Regions from separate parts of the Mus musculus genome. Here all the other regions are linked to region 3. A link is a loop called in an ENCODE intact Hi-C map of the cell type or tissue named here. Cell type or tissue: heart. All regions are shown on one strand. Region 1 has its middle 11 kb from the start of Gm34413. Region 2 overlaps Banp (BTG3 associated nuclear protein). Region 3 has its middle 10 kb from the start of Gm39268.

Evidence for each region. A loop is a pair of places that touch in the nucleus more often than their neighbours do. Peaks named below come from ENCODE experiments on the same cell type or tissue, not always from the same donor. Only the 100,000 strongest peaks of a DNase experiment are listed, where the experiment ranks them.
Region 1: it touches region 3 in a loop (2.1-fold over the local background); 2 of 42 quality-filtered maps call a loop at or near these places.
Region 2: a loop joins it to region 3, with 2.1 times the contacts of the local background. A loop is called at or near these places in 3 of 42 quality-filtered maps.

What each region holds. Positions count from the first base shown.
Region 1 is chr8:122,081,629-122,085,628 of GRCm38, forward strand. It overlaps a transcript of Zfp469 not described here. Among named protein-coding and RNA genes, the nearest start is that of Gm34413, 11 kb to the right of the region's middle. In heart, no CTCF peak of the experiment used is centred here; a DNase peak (open chromatin) is centred at 1,913; H3K27ac peaks cover 476 bases.
Region 2 is chr8:121,997,367-122,001,366 of GRCm38, forward strand. It overlaps Banp (BTG3 associated nuclear protein), which reads left to right. Exons shown (of 14, transcript NM_016812.4): 8 at 3,598-3,765. Among named protein-coding and RNA genes, the nearest start is that of Mir7237, 21 kb to the left of the region's middle. In heart, a CTCF peak has its summit at 1,839 (motif pointing right); no DNase peak of the experiment used is centred here.
Region 3 is chr8:122,137,863-122,141,862 of GRCm38, forward strand. It overlaps a transcript of Zfp469 not described here. Among named protein-coding and RNA genes, the nearest start is that of Gm39268, 10 kb to the right of the region's middle. In heart, a CTCF peak has its summit at 2,070 (motif pointing left); DNase peaks (open chromatin) are centred at 2,089 and 2,618; H3K4me3 peaks cover 366 bases; H3K27ac peaks cover 2,159 bases.

The DNA of each region.
Region 1 (4,000 bases), 56 kb before region 3:
GATAGCCATGAGCCAGTCACAGTGAAAGCACACACGGAGTGCTCCAGGAGACACAGGGTAGAAAACTGGAGACCGGGAACCACTTTCCTGGTTCATGGAGGCTTGAGTGGGAGACACCATCATCTGCCGAAGAGCTGACTCTCACAGAGAGCATCAGGTCTTTCCTTCCACACTCTCAGGGCAGGGTGTGGGGTGACCCTGGCAGAGTCAATGTGGAGATGAAGGTTGGGGTTGAGGCTGTGACAGAGAGGGAGCTGTCAGATTGTTGGTGGAGAAACAGTTTCGAGGTCTCTAGCAATCAGAATGGTTCTTAAAATCTTTCAGGAAGTGTCTGTGACCAAAGTGCTGCACCAGGCCCCGCCTTGCTCAGAGTAGACACTCCAGCTCTGAGATGGGCTTTGGGTCTGGAAAACACTGTATCGGAATCGACTGTAGCTGTGTGTCCCTGTCGGTGGGGTTTCCTGACATTCCAGGGTCCTGCTTGTTCTGGTGGGATCTACTGGGGCGGGCCTTGGCAGCTGTAGATTTTGGCTACACCAATGGTATGGGATCCCAGTCTCTGTTGTCTGTCTGAGCATTGACTAGCTCCTGTGAAACCTGCCCCTGGCTGGGTCCTCTGCCAGCCTGCCCAATGCCAGTCCATCAACCAGAGGGCCCATGAGTGAGCAATAAGGTCAGTTATTTGACAATAAGATCAAGTGTATACTGAGCGGGAAACCCTCTAACCTCTATCCACAGAAACATTGTGTGACTTTTCCTGAGGGGACATATTCAAACATCTATTCACCCCAAGTCTGGATTGTCGAACTAGCTAGGCATTTACTGGGGTCAGTTCTAGGATCATGGGTGACTCAAAGGCAAGTGGGCACAGGAAAAGCACAGGTCGTCGTGGGTAACGACTCCGAACAGCTGGGTCCCTGGAGCTCCCTGTCTATCTTACAGGTAGACTCCTCCACAGAGAGACTTGTCTTCCCAACAAGTGTCAATTCTTATAGAACCAGGGGAGGAGGGCACATGGCTTTGGGGATCCTGTGACTTTTTCCAGCTTGCTCCAGTTGGAGTCTCTCTCAGTCTTGCTCTGTGTATGTCTCTCTGTCTCTCTCCCTCTGTCTTTCTCCCTCTGTCTGTCTCCGTCTTTCTCTGACTCTCTGTCGCTCTTCCTCCTTCCCTCCCTCTCTCTCTCTTCCCCTTCCTTCCCTCCCACCCTACATCCCCCACCTCTCTTGTTTTTCAAGATAGGGTTTCTCTATAGCCCTGGCTGTCCTAGAACTTCCTCTGTAGACCAGGCTGGCTTCAAACTCTGCCCCTGCCTCCCGAGTGCTGGGATTGAAGGCGTGCACCACTTTGGCTCAGTGTGCCTCAAGTCTTTATGAGTCTTTCTTCTCCCTTTAGGAGAGAATGCTTCAATTAAGAGGTAATAACACACTCTCTCTCTCTCTCTCTTTCTCTCTGTCTCTGTCTCTGTCTCTGTCTCTCTCTCTCTCTCTCTCTCTCTCTCTGTGTGTGTGGTGTGTTGTACGGACATGCATGTGTCGGTGTGCTAACCCACATGTGCATATAGATCTGGAGGCAGACGTTGGCATTGGGTGTCTTCTTATATTGATCTGGGTCTTAGTTTTTGGGACTGGATATTTCACGGAACCTGGAACTCATCCATTCACTTAGACTGGTGGGCAGTAAGCTCCAGGTATCCTCCTGTCTCTGTCTCACACCCAGTCCTGAGGTTATAGACACATTGCTGTACCCAGAACAGGGTGAAGGAGCTGGGCAGGAGCGCTGAAGAGCAGGTTCCCCATCAGCTGCTTCAGCGTCTCTCACTCATGGTCATGGGGCCTGTGTCCGTGCCAGAGCTTCATGCTGTGCCCTGTCCCCACTGTCTCCTCAAGCCCTGGACCCGCAAAGCAGGAGGTCCATCTGGTTGTATTCTTCTATTCTGGTAACGTCATAGGGTGGTGAAGTCACTTGATGTCCTGGCAGAGAGCAGTGAATGGAGATAAGACAGAGAAGCCGGTTCCTGGAAGGACTTTTTGCAACTGGGAGAAAGATGTGTCAGCCAGTCACTGGTGAGGCTTAGCACATAGCCATTGTTAGCAAGGTCAGGACCCAGTACAGTCAGATGCCTCTGACAAGATGCTTGGGACTGGAAGACTGTGTCCAAGGAACCAGTCACATTGGCTTCTCTAGGAACCTCTTTTTAGAGCTTTCAGGAGGCCAGTGGCTGGTGGTGCTGCTCAGAGTGTAGAGTGCGTGGCTTGGATGCATGAAGCCCTGGGCCTGTTGGTCTACACCTGTGATCCCAGAACTTAGGAGGTGCAGGCAGGGGGATTAGCTACATAGCAGGTTCAGGATCAGCCTAGGTTATGTTAGAGCCTGCCTCAAAAAAAAAATGAAAAAGAAGAGGGCTTTCTCTCTGTGTCATCATCCTCAGGTGGCCTCCCTTCTGCACCAGAGGACCAGCCAGCCAGGCAGCCAGAGGCCCTAGTGTCTTTTCCTCTTCTAAGGAGGTCATCAGACTCACTGCAGCTGGGCCTCATCCCTGCAACATCATCTTACTTCAGTTATCCAGAAGCCTCTGCGTCCAGACACAGTCACACTGGGGTCACCAAGGCACAGCCCAGCCAGTGGCAGGGGTCACCAAGGCACAGCCCAGCCAGTGGCAGGGGTCACCAAGGCACAGCCCAGACAATGGCAGGGGTCACTAAGGCACAGCCCAGACAATGGCAGGGGTCAGCAAGACACAGCCCAGCCAATGACAGGGGTCACCAAATCACAGCCCAGCCAATGGCAGAGGTCAGCAAGACACAGCCCAGCCAATGGCAGGTGTGAGTTACATTCTTTTCTGCTCATCATCGTAATTCCAACCTCTTCTTGGGGCTTCTTTCTTCTGTGTCTTTAAAAGACTCACGGCTCTTACCTCCCACCCCCCACCCCATTCCCAGTCGGAAAGCTCAGGTGAACTGGGAACCCAGTTGCTGTTCCTATTGGTTGAAGGAGAAACAAAGTCTGGGAAGAATTTTTTTTTTTTAAGTCTACAATTTTCCTAGCTCAAGGGCATTTGTGAGATGTTTAAGATGTTGTCAATATTTATTATTTTGAGCATGGTACATAAGCACAGGCTAAAAATCCCGGAAACACTCTTCAGGAAGGGAGTCAGGAGGAGGAGGTGTGAACACTGTGGGCGACCTCCCAGCTGCCTGCCCTCCTTCTTCTCCATTCCTTAGCAGCATAGATGATGATGTAGGCTGGGCATCCAGTGGGAGGAAAGGGGACCTTCTTTAGTGTGTCTGTCTGAGGCTGCTGCCTTCCTTGCTTTTCCCGAGGATCAGAGAGCCTACCTCACACATGGCCGTCCGTCCGTGAATGTCTAGCATCCAACACACAGTGGGGCTGTGGGACCCTTATTGGGGTCATGGAGGCACCCTGCACGTCTGCCAACATCCCACCTAGTGCCCGCTCCACATCAATTGTGGCTCCAGCCATCCTGCCCAGACCACCAGCACCAGGTCTGCCTCCGTGTGGTGGGCACGCAGGATAGACACTGCAGAACAGTGCCCTGCAGCCAGGAGGATCCTGTGACAATTGTTCCTGTGGGCTGGTCCTCTCCAGAAGCAGCGAGCTCTGCATGCAGGGGTGGGGTGTGGTTGCTATGATCTAGGGTTTTGTTGACTCATCGGCTCAGATTTTCAGCCCCTGAGCTGCTGTCGCCAGACCCGGCATAAGCCTCTTGTGAAGGGAGGCCCTGCCAATCATGGCCCCGTGACCCTGGCCCTGTATTCTGTGGCCTTGCTAACTGTGTTCACATTTTCTGTCTATATGTTCATATGTGTGGGGGGACATTGGGCATGCTCAGCCTTCCTCTCTTGATACAGGCTGCCTCCTTGACCTCAGGCTAGGCTCACAGTTAGCAAGTCCCAGCAGTCATCCTGTCTCTGCCCCCAGCATTGGGAGATACAGACTCCACATCCATGCTTGCTTAGCAAGTGTTCCTTCCTCTCGAGCG
Region 2 (4,000 bases), 140 kb before region 3:
GTGATGCTGGGCGCAGTGGTCATCCTGGAAATAGGATTTGCTTTGGCAAGATGTGTGGCTCGCTGTGCTGAGAGGGACAAGATGTGTGGCTTGCTGTGCTGAGAGGGACACTGGGAATGGGCTTCTCCAGGGACTTGCAGATCCCAGTCTCACTCATCCTTCGGCTGCTTTTGGGGAGAGAGCAGAGGTGGGATTCCTTGATGCCCACTGCCCCAGCGCCCCCTGGGGTGGCTGTGTGTTTAGTTTCACTGGGGCCACACCTTTGGCTTTTCCATCATCTCAGGTAGGTATTTGACACCTTTTTTTAGAAAGAGACATTAGCTCTGCGGCTTTGGAGTGTTGGGCCAGTGTACCCCACAGTTAGACACGAGCTTAGCTCCAGGGGTTTGTAGTAGGTGGGGAGACAGGCGCTGCTAAGGCTATGGCCATCTGTCCAAGAGTCTGCCTTGCCTTCCCCAAATCATGGTCTGCCCCGTGCTCACTCAGCTGCAGGCCATGTGCGAGAGGAGGAGTGCGGGCTGTTCATGACCATGGCTCTGTGGCCACAGGCTCCGTGCTAGTCTCTGTGCACTGGTTCCTTAGCTTTGTAAGAACAGAGATTTGGTGAAGTACTGGCATACCTCTACCTGTGTGGGCCCTCTGCCTCCCAACTGCTGGGATTAAAGGTATGCGCCACCACACCACACCCGTGCAGTGACTCTTCCTAAACTATTACCTGGAGGAGACGGTCTCCTGGTCGTAAGTTGCAGGCAGCGCATTGTCCAGAGAGCTCTCCTGGCTTGGTGCCCTGTGGGGTATATTGAATTTCTTGGGCCACACTAGCAGAGTCCGTGCTGGAGCATTCAGACCCAGGCCCAGAGGCAAGGGTTAGCTTGGCTGGGCAGCAGCTCCTCCTCCAGGGGCTTTGCCTCTAGCTCTGGTGTGGTGGCCCTGGGTCTTCCTGATGTGGCCTCCATGGGCCATCTTCTCCTATCTCCTCATAGAGATCCCACTGCTGCTGCCTCTTCCTCAGTCATATCTGTAAAGGCCCTGCATTTTTGCCCAATGATTTTGGAAGACATTGATCCATCAGTGACAGGGATGTGGGTTTCTCTGAGTTTGGATAATCAGATGCTGTCTCTTCCCTGGTCCTGAAGGATGGCTCGGGAAAGCTGCTCAAATGCCTTGGATACAGGCCATTATATGGGTGTGGCATTGGTCTGCCATGGCTTGGCACGGGTCTTGGGATGCCCCGAGAATGCCAGTTTGCCTAGAGAGCCAGGGAAGAGTTGGGTTGGTTTAAGCTGGTGGCAGAGCAGCTTGAGTTCCGGAGACAAATGGGAGACCTCTTCTCAGAAGGGACCAGTCACTGCTGAGGGGTGGCTTAGAATGGCTGTCAGAGACTACAGACTAGGAGGAGTTGTGGGGAGGCATGAACGGGCCAGGGTGAGCTGGGGACAGCCTGCAGGCGTCCTTGGGAAACTTTGCCACCGTGCAGAGGCCTCTTCAGGCCTGCCTCCAAGCCTCTACAGCTGAAGAGCAGCAGTGCCCTTGACTTTCATGAGCTCAGTGCTCCACCACCTTGGGCAGCAGGTGACCCCACAGGCCAGCAGCTGGAGGCTTCTGTTGTTTCCAGGGCTTTTGGTTTTGAGCTTTGGTCCTACTGCATGGCCTGCTGAGCAGAGGAAGGTATGACATCAGGCCTCGTCTTGTTTGTCCTCCGCTGTGACGAAGGTGGACACATAGCCAGAAGTGACACTGTGAGATGGCTTCTCCTATTCCTTGGTTTTGCCTACAAACAGGCACAAGAGCGATGGTGTTCTTACTCAGTGAGGCTTTCAAATGTGTATCAGATGAGGTAGTTGGCCAGCAGGGGGTTCTGTGGTGACTGCGACTGGAAGCCAGGTGACTGGCCTGGGACCTACAGAGGCTTTTGTCCATATCTAAAGCCACTTGTCTCGCGTGTGGTTTCTCAGTGGTTTATGACTCTGTCTATTTGAGATGACCTGGAAGTCAGAACCAGAGCTGCCAACTCACTCCTGAGGGAAAGGGAAAAGTACTTCCAGGTCACAGGCCTGCTGTCACTGTGCCATTGCTGAGTATATGCAAACAGAACACTCAGAGACATCTCCTAATGCCCAGTAGGTAATATGGCAGTGAAAGGGTTCCACTCCTTCTCATGGCTGCTCTTGATGAGAGCAGCTGTAGAGTTTGGGGGAGAACTTCCCCCTCAGGAGACGATCTAAACTCGGTGGCTTTAACAGCCAGAAGAGGACATTTGCCAACTTAGACTTTTGATTATTGGAGTTTGAGTTTCTTCATTTATTTTCCTGTTATTTAGTGAAGTTGCATAAGCCAGCTACAGAGGTCACTGTGTTGAAGAGAAAGTCTTGTGACGTCCTTCACTACCATCCTTCCTGCTGTCATTGGGCCGTGGCAGACAGAGGACCATGGGCTGGAGACAGGGTCTAGTGGTTAAGAACACTTACTCCTCCTAGCAGTCCTGAGTTCGAGTCCCAACTCCCACAGCAGTGGCACACAGCTGTCTGTAGCTCTAGCTCTAGGTGATCCAGTAACTGTGACCTCTGCGGGTACACAAACACACACATACACACAATTTAATAAATATAAATTTTAATTGGCAAATTTAAGGATTGGTGATACAAAAAGTAAGTTCTAAAAAGAGGGAGGGCCATGGCGTGAGGTCGTGAGATGGCCAGGCTCTGCGTGCTCTTCTGTGCTCCCGGCCTGTTCTGTGCTCCTAAGGATCGGCAGTTGGGGTCCAGTGGTGCTCTGCTGTGTGCTGTGTGTTCCTGCTCTACCCTCCAGGGCTGGATGTGGCTACTACCCTTCCCTGGGGTTCCAGGCAACTCTGGGAAGTGGTTCCTGTGCTAAGAGCTTGGGTGTGTTAGGAGACAGCCTGGTAAGAACGAAGGAGTAAGCAACTGGCTGGGAGCACTGGGCAAACATCTTCAGGTGCCTGCTGCTCCCCGAATGCTGGCCAGAATTTACTGAGTGCCCCTCGTTTGTAAGGGAGGAAGGGTAAACACTGTGTGAGATCCCTGTACATTTAAGGTGTTCTAGAAAGCAAGTGTGCTGCACTGAGGGAGTTTTGGATGAGGAGAGGGGACAGTACTGTTTGCTGGTCTGGACTGAGGCGGGCTAGGCTAAACAGAAGAGCAGAGGGTAACGGACTACAGCTTTGGCAAGACCTGTATGAGTGCAGTTTTGAGTCTGATTCCCTAGGCAATTAGGATGGTATATGTCGTCTTGTGAGTGAGTTTAGGGCAAGAGAAGTTACAGGCTTGGGAGTCTGAAGCCTGGGAGAAATGGAGACTCGTTGGTGTTGGAGTGAAGCCTGGTTCTTTAAAGGTTAACTAACTCGACGGGAGGAGTGGTAAATACCTGCATCTGGTCCTGCTGCCCCCAGTGACCTGAGTGATGGGCGTCTTCCTTGATGAAGTGAGATTTTCTAGAAGATGAGTCAGACCTTTAGGAGTAGGCCAGCGGCTCAGCTGGGTCTCTTAGCAGAGCTTAGCTGCTGTTTGGTGCTCTCAGCAGTGGGGCTCAGGACAAGGCCTGCGTATGAGAGCTCTTAACTGGGACGTGTTCTTTCAGGTCACCTCTTCTATAAATTTGGAATCACGGAATCTGACTGGTATCGGATCAAGCAGAGCATTGACTCCAAGTGCCGGACAGCCTGGCGGCGGAAGCAGCGAGGCCAGAGCCTGGCGGTCAAGAGCTTCTCTCGGAGGACGCCATCCTCATCCTCTTACAGTGCCTCAGGTAGGCTCAGGAGGGCGCTGTCCCGAAGCTCCGTTCATCAGTCCTGGCCCTGTCAGTGAGGCTGGCCTTGTGGGAGCTCCCTAGGCAGTGACAAGAGCACAGGGCCTGCCTATTTACACTGTAGGCTCAACAGGAAAATTTAGTGTGGGACCTTTCTCGAGTTGCCTGGTTACTTATCTTCTGAGCGTCCTGCTGCCTTAACAGTAGCTACTGTGTAGCTGCAGAGTGGCGGTGG
Region 3 (4,000 bases):
TTAGGGAAGACGTGGCCGGGCAGCTCAGATCATGCGGTGTGTGGTCGAGACTATCACAGTGAAGCAGAGATTGAATGAGGCCTGAAGGAGGGGCCAGACATAACCCTAGTGACACACCTCCTCCATCGAGGCCTCACCTGAGGTTCCTCAAATAGTGCTGCCAAGTGTATAACAAGTGTCAAAACACAAACCTGTGGGACACTTAGGACTCAACCATAACAGGATATAGAGCCTGTATCCCCAGGACCCTACTCCTAACCCAACACACGCTGAAGCCCAGGATGGGGGGGGGGGGGAGGCAACCACAGACACAGGCCCTGTTAGCTGTAGCCCAGCCTTGGACCAGGGTCCTTGAGTCTTCCTGGTTTTCCAACAATAAATCCACCCCATCCAACGGATAAGCAGGGTTCGAAGTCCATCCTGTCAAACTCTGGCAGTTTTCTCCTTTGGCCACCTTAGACTATTCCATGGTGACCTCAAAGGCTCTGTCCCAGCTTCATTTCTAACACCAAGTCCACACCCTCAAGGAGACTCCCATGGGAAGAGAGAGGCTGACTAATGGCTACTGTGTCACAGTGACAAGAAAACGTAGCTAAAGGAGTGAGTACTGCTTCCCCTCAAGCTCCATCGCGGCTTCTCTGTGACCCTCACCAGACTGAAGGTCTGTCCTGACCACATGTCCAGGAGCACCCCCCTCAGCATGGGAGACATGGCAGCTCCTTGTCTGTCAGTATTGGATGGGTTAGTGAAATAAAGAGAGAAAGCTGTCTAGTCCTATTTGGGGAATCAGAGGGCAGGCATGCAGAGAAGCTATGGGGGCCAGGGCGGGGATCAAGAAGTGAGAGATGGGCCCCAAATAGACACCCTGTCGGCCTAGCAGCACCTGAAGAAGCTGGCCTTCTCTGCCTTCATGTCTCTGTGTTGGAATAATGTAATCCAGACTTTAAAAGGTACACCTCTGCAGCAGGGAAGAAGGCTCGGCTCTTACGATGCTTGCTGCTCTTGAACCTGGATTTGGTTCCCAGCACCCACATCAGACAGCTCATCACTGCCTGCAATCTCAGACCCAAGGGATCTGGTGCTCTCTTCTTGCTTCCACAGGCACCTGTACTTACACACCACACCACACTACACCACACACACCACACACACATACACATACACCACACACACACGTGTACATACACACCACACACACACACACACACACACACACACCACATATATACTCTGCGCGCATACACACACCCTACACATACACACAAACACACCACACATGCCATACACCATACTCACACACAAACACGATGGGAGTGACAGACATCATACACACGGGCATGAAACACACATATAATCCCCTACACTAAGAGCACACACATTACTGCACATGGGAACAAGCACAGGCACCCCCACATGCACGAACCACACAGCCCCACAAGACTAGCACTCTACACACACATACCCTACTCATACAGCCCCCACACTACACACACACACACACACACACACACACACACACACATACCACACACACACATGCACCACACACATACACCCCTACACACACACACCACACATACACCCCACATACCACACAGCACACACACACCCCACATACCACATACCACACATATATCCCCTCACACCACACACACACCCTACTCATACAGCCCCCACACTACACACACACACTTACATACACCACACACACCACACACATACACCCCTACACACACACCACACACACACACACACACCACACACACACATCATACATACACCCCACACCCCACACACACCACACATATACACCACACACACACACAAGGAAAGGCAGTCAGATGCCTGGCCTTCCCCTCTACCCACTACAAGTCTCTCAATAGAAGCAAGGGGGAATCTGTGCCTTACCCATGGCTCAGGATCTACCAGATCCACCAGTGTCACTGTCCCCAAGGGCAATCTCCCTGCTTCCCAGTGGAATGATTGTCTAAAGAAGCAGCCTTAGAGTCCTGTCCCTGTCCTGCCACAGAACCCAGTGCTCACCCTTCTGTGGCCCCCTGCTGGACAGCAGAGACATGGCCCCGCCTCATGGCCTATGAATCACTCTGTCTGACCTAAGCTGTGAGGGTCAGGCGTGGGGAGGAGAGCCAGTCCAGTCTTGTAAACTGTCCGGGGAGCTATGACACCCTGCAGAGTGCTGGTTCCGGAGGACCTGTGCCATGGTCTGCTGTGATGTGGGCCAGGAGCCAAGGTCAGCTTCTGCCCTGGGCTCTGCCATCTGTGCGGTGCCCTCTGGGCTTCTCTGATTTTGTAACCTGGAACGGTGGGCTAGCCACGCAATCTTAGAGTAGAGCAAAGAGCTGAGTTATCATTGTCCCCTCATGTGATGAGTAGTTTTCATTCTTGACATGGGCCAGAAAGGTGTTGGGACCACTGGACTGCCTGCCATCCTTGGCTTTGCTTTAGACAAATCTCCCATGTCCCCTCATCCTGGCCTGAATGGGGACCTTCCCGTCGTCTCTAGTGGTGACCATGGCTCATGGCTGGCTCTGTCATCTCTCACTTACACGGCAGGCCCCATAGCTGCTACTGAGTCAGGCAGGTCTTACAACCTGTTTGGACGGGGGCCACTGAGGCGTGTCCAGGCCCCATGGGTGCTACAGGAGCCAGAGTCCTCCCTCCTTCATGTCCCTGCACTGTCTGCTCCCATGTCAAGGAGAGTCAAAGGCTATGCCTCACTGGCAGCTGACACAAGCCAGGTGATACTGACTCAGAGCAGGCACTTGTTTCTCCCAATGGCTGCGGTGCCCCTGCCCATCCTGCAGAATGTCACAGCCTGTTTCTCATGACCAGAAATGGCCCACTTGAGGAGCATTAGGACAGACCCAAGTCAGTTCTGTAAATAATTGTGTAATGAGGGAATGAAGGAGAAAAAAGCAGGGGAAATGGGGGGGCACTGCCTTGGGTGGGGAGGAGGCAGGGGAGCACTGCCCTGGGTGGGAGGAGCACTGATCTGAGTGGGAAGGAACACTGATCTGGGTGGGTGGGGAGCACTGCCCTGGGTGGGGAGGAAGCTTTTCTAAGCTGTATGGAAGTCAGTCATTGTGTGCAGGTGATGCATCTGGTGCCCTCTGTGTCCCAGGACCGAGTAGGATATATGGATGAGTGCACAGGGAGTGTACTGACCACAGAGCTCAGGGCATAGCAGGCCGACAGGCATGGTTCAGTGACGGGGCTCCGCAGCCTTAGGAAAAGGAGATGACGCTGTGTTGGATGCAGCTTTAGGGACAGGGAAACCACTGCTGAGGTCTGTGGCACTCTAGGTGGTCCAAGGGTGCTAGAGAAAAAGGTGTCCATGATGTGAAAGTGCCATCTCTGGTGCCTGGCCCTTCCCAGTGTGTGCTAGTGGCCCTCAATATATGCAAACCAGTACTATGAACCATCTAAGTATGAGCGAGACACCCAAGAAGCCTAGAGGTAGGACCTTTCCCAGGACACTCTGTGTCCTGCAGGCCCGCCTACCTGGTTCTCTCTCCTGGAGAATTCATATTCATGTCTGACACTGCCTGGTCAGGCTGCATCTCCTCACATGCGCTCTGTTCACAGAGCGGTAATGAGGGCTAAAGTGGGGTTCTTGACCCCTGATGTGCTCGTTGGGCTTGGGAGGCTCAAGAAAGAACCCAGGCTTGGCTTGGCTGTGTCTGCTGTTGTTGGTTCCACTTGAGCCCAAATGTCATCAGGGCCCAGGTAACAGTTCAGGACCTGACACCAAGCTGGACACAGCATCCTGGAATTTGGCGTGCTTGACATGGTGGCTAATGTCTTCTGCTTGGCCATGGGACAGACTGAAGGAAACATGGAAGAGGCCAACCAGGAAGCGGTGGCCCTGTCAGTGTCTCCAGTACGTGGCAGATGTCAGACCCACATCTGTGTGCTCTTAGCCTCTCCATTAGGACCACAGGGATCCATCCCTCTGAGATCAGAGACAACACTTGTGAGA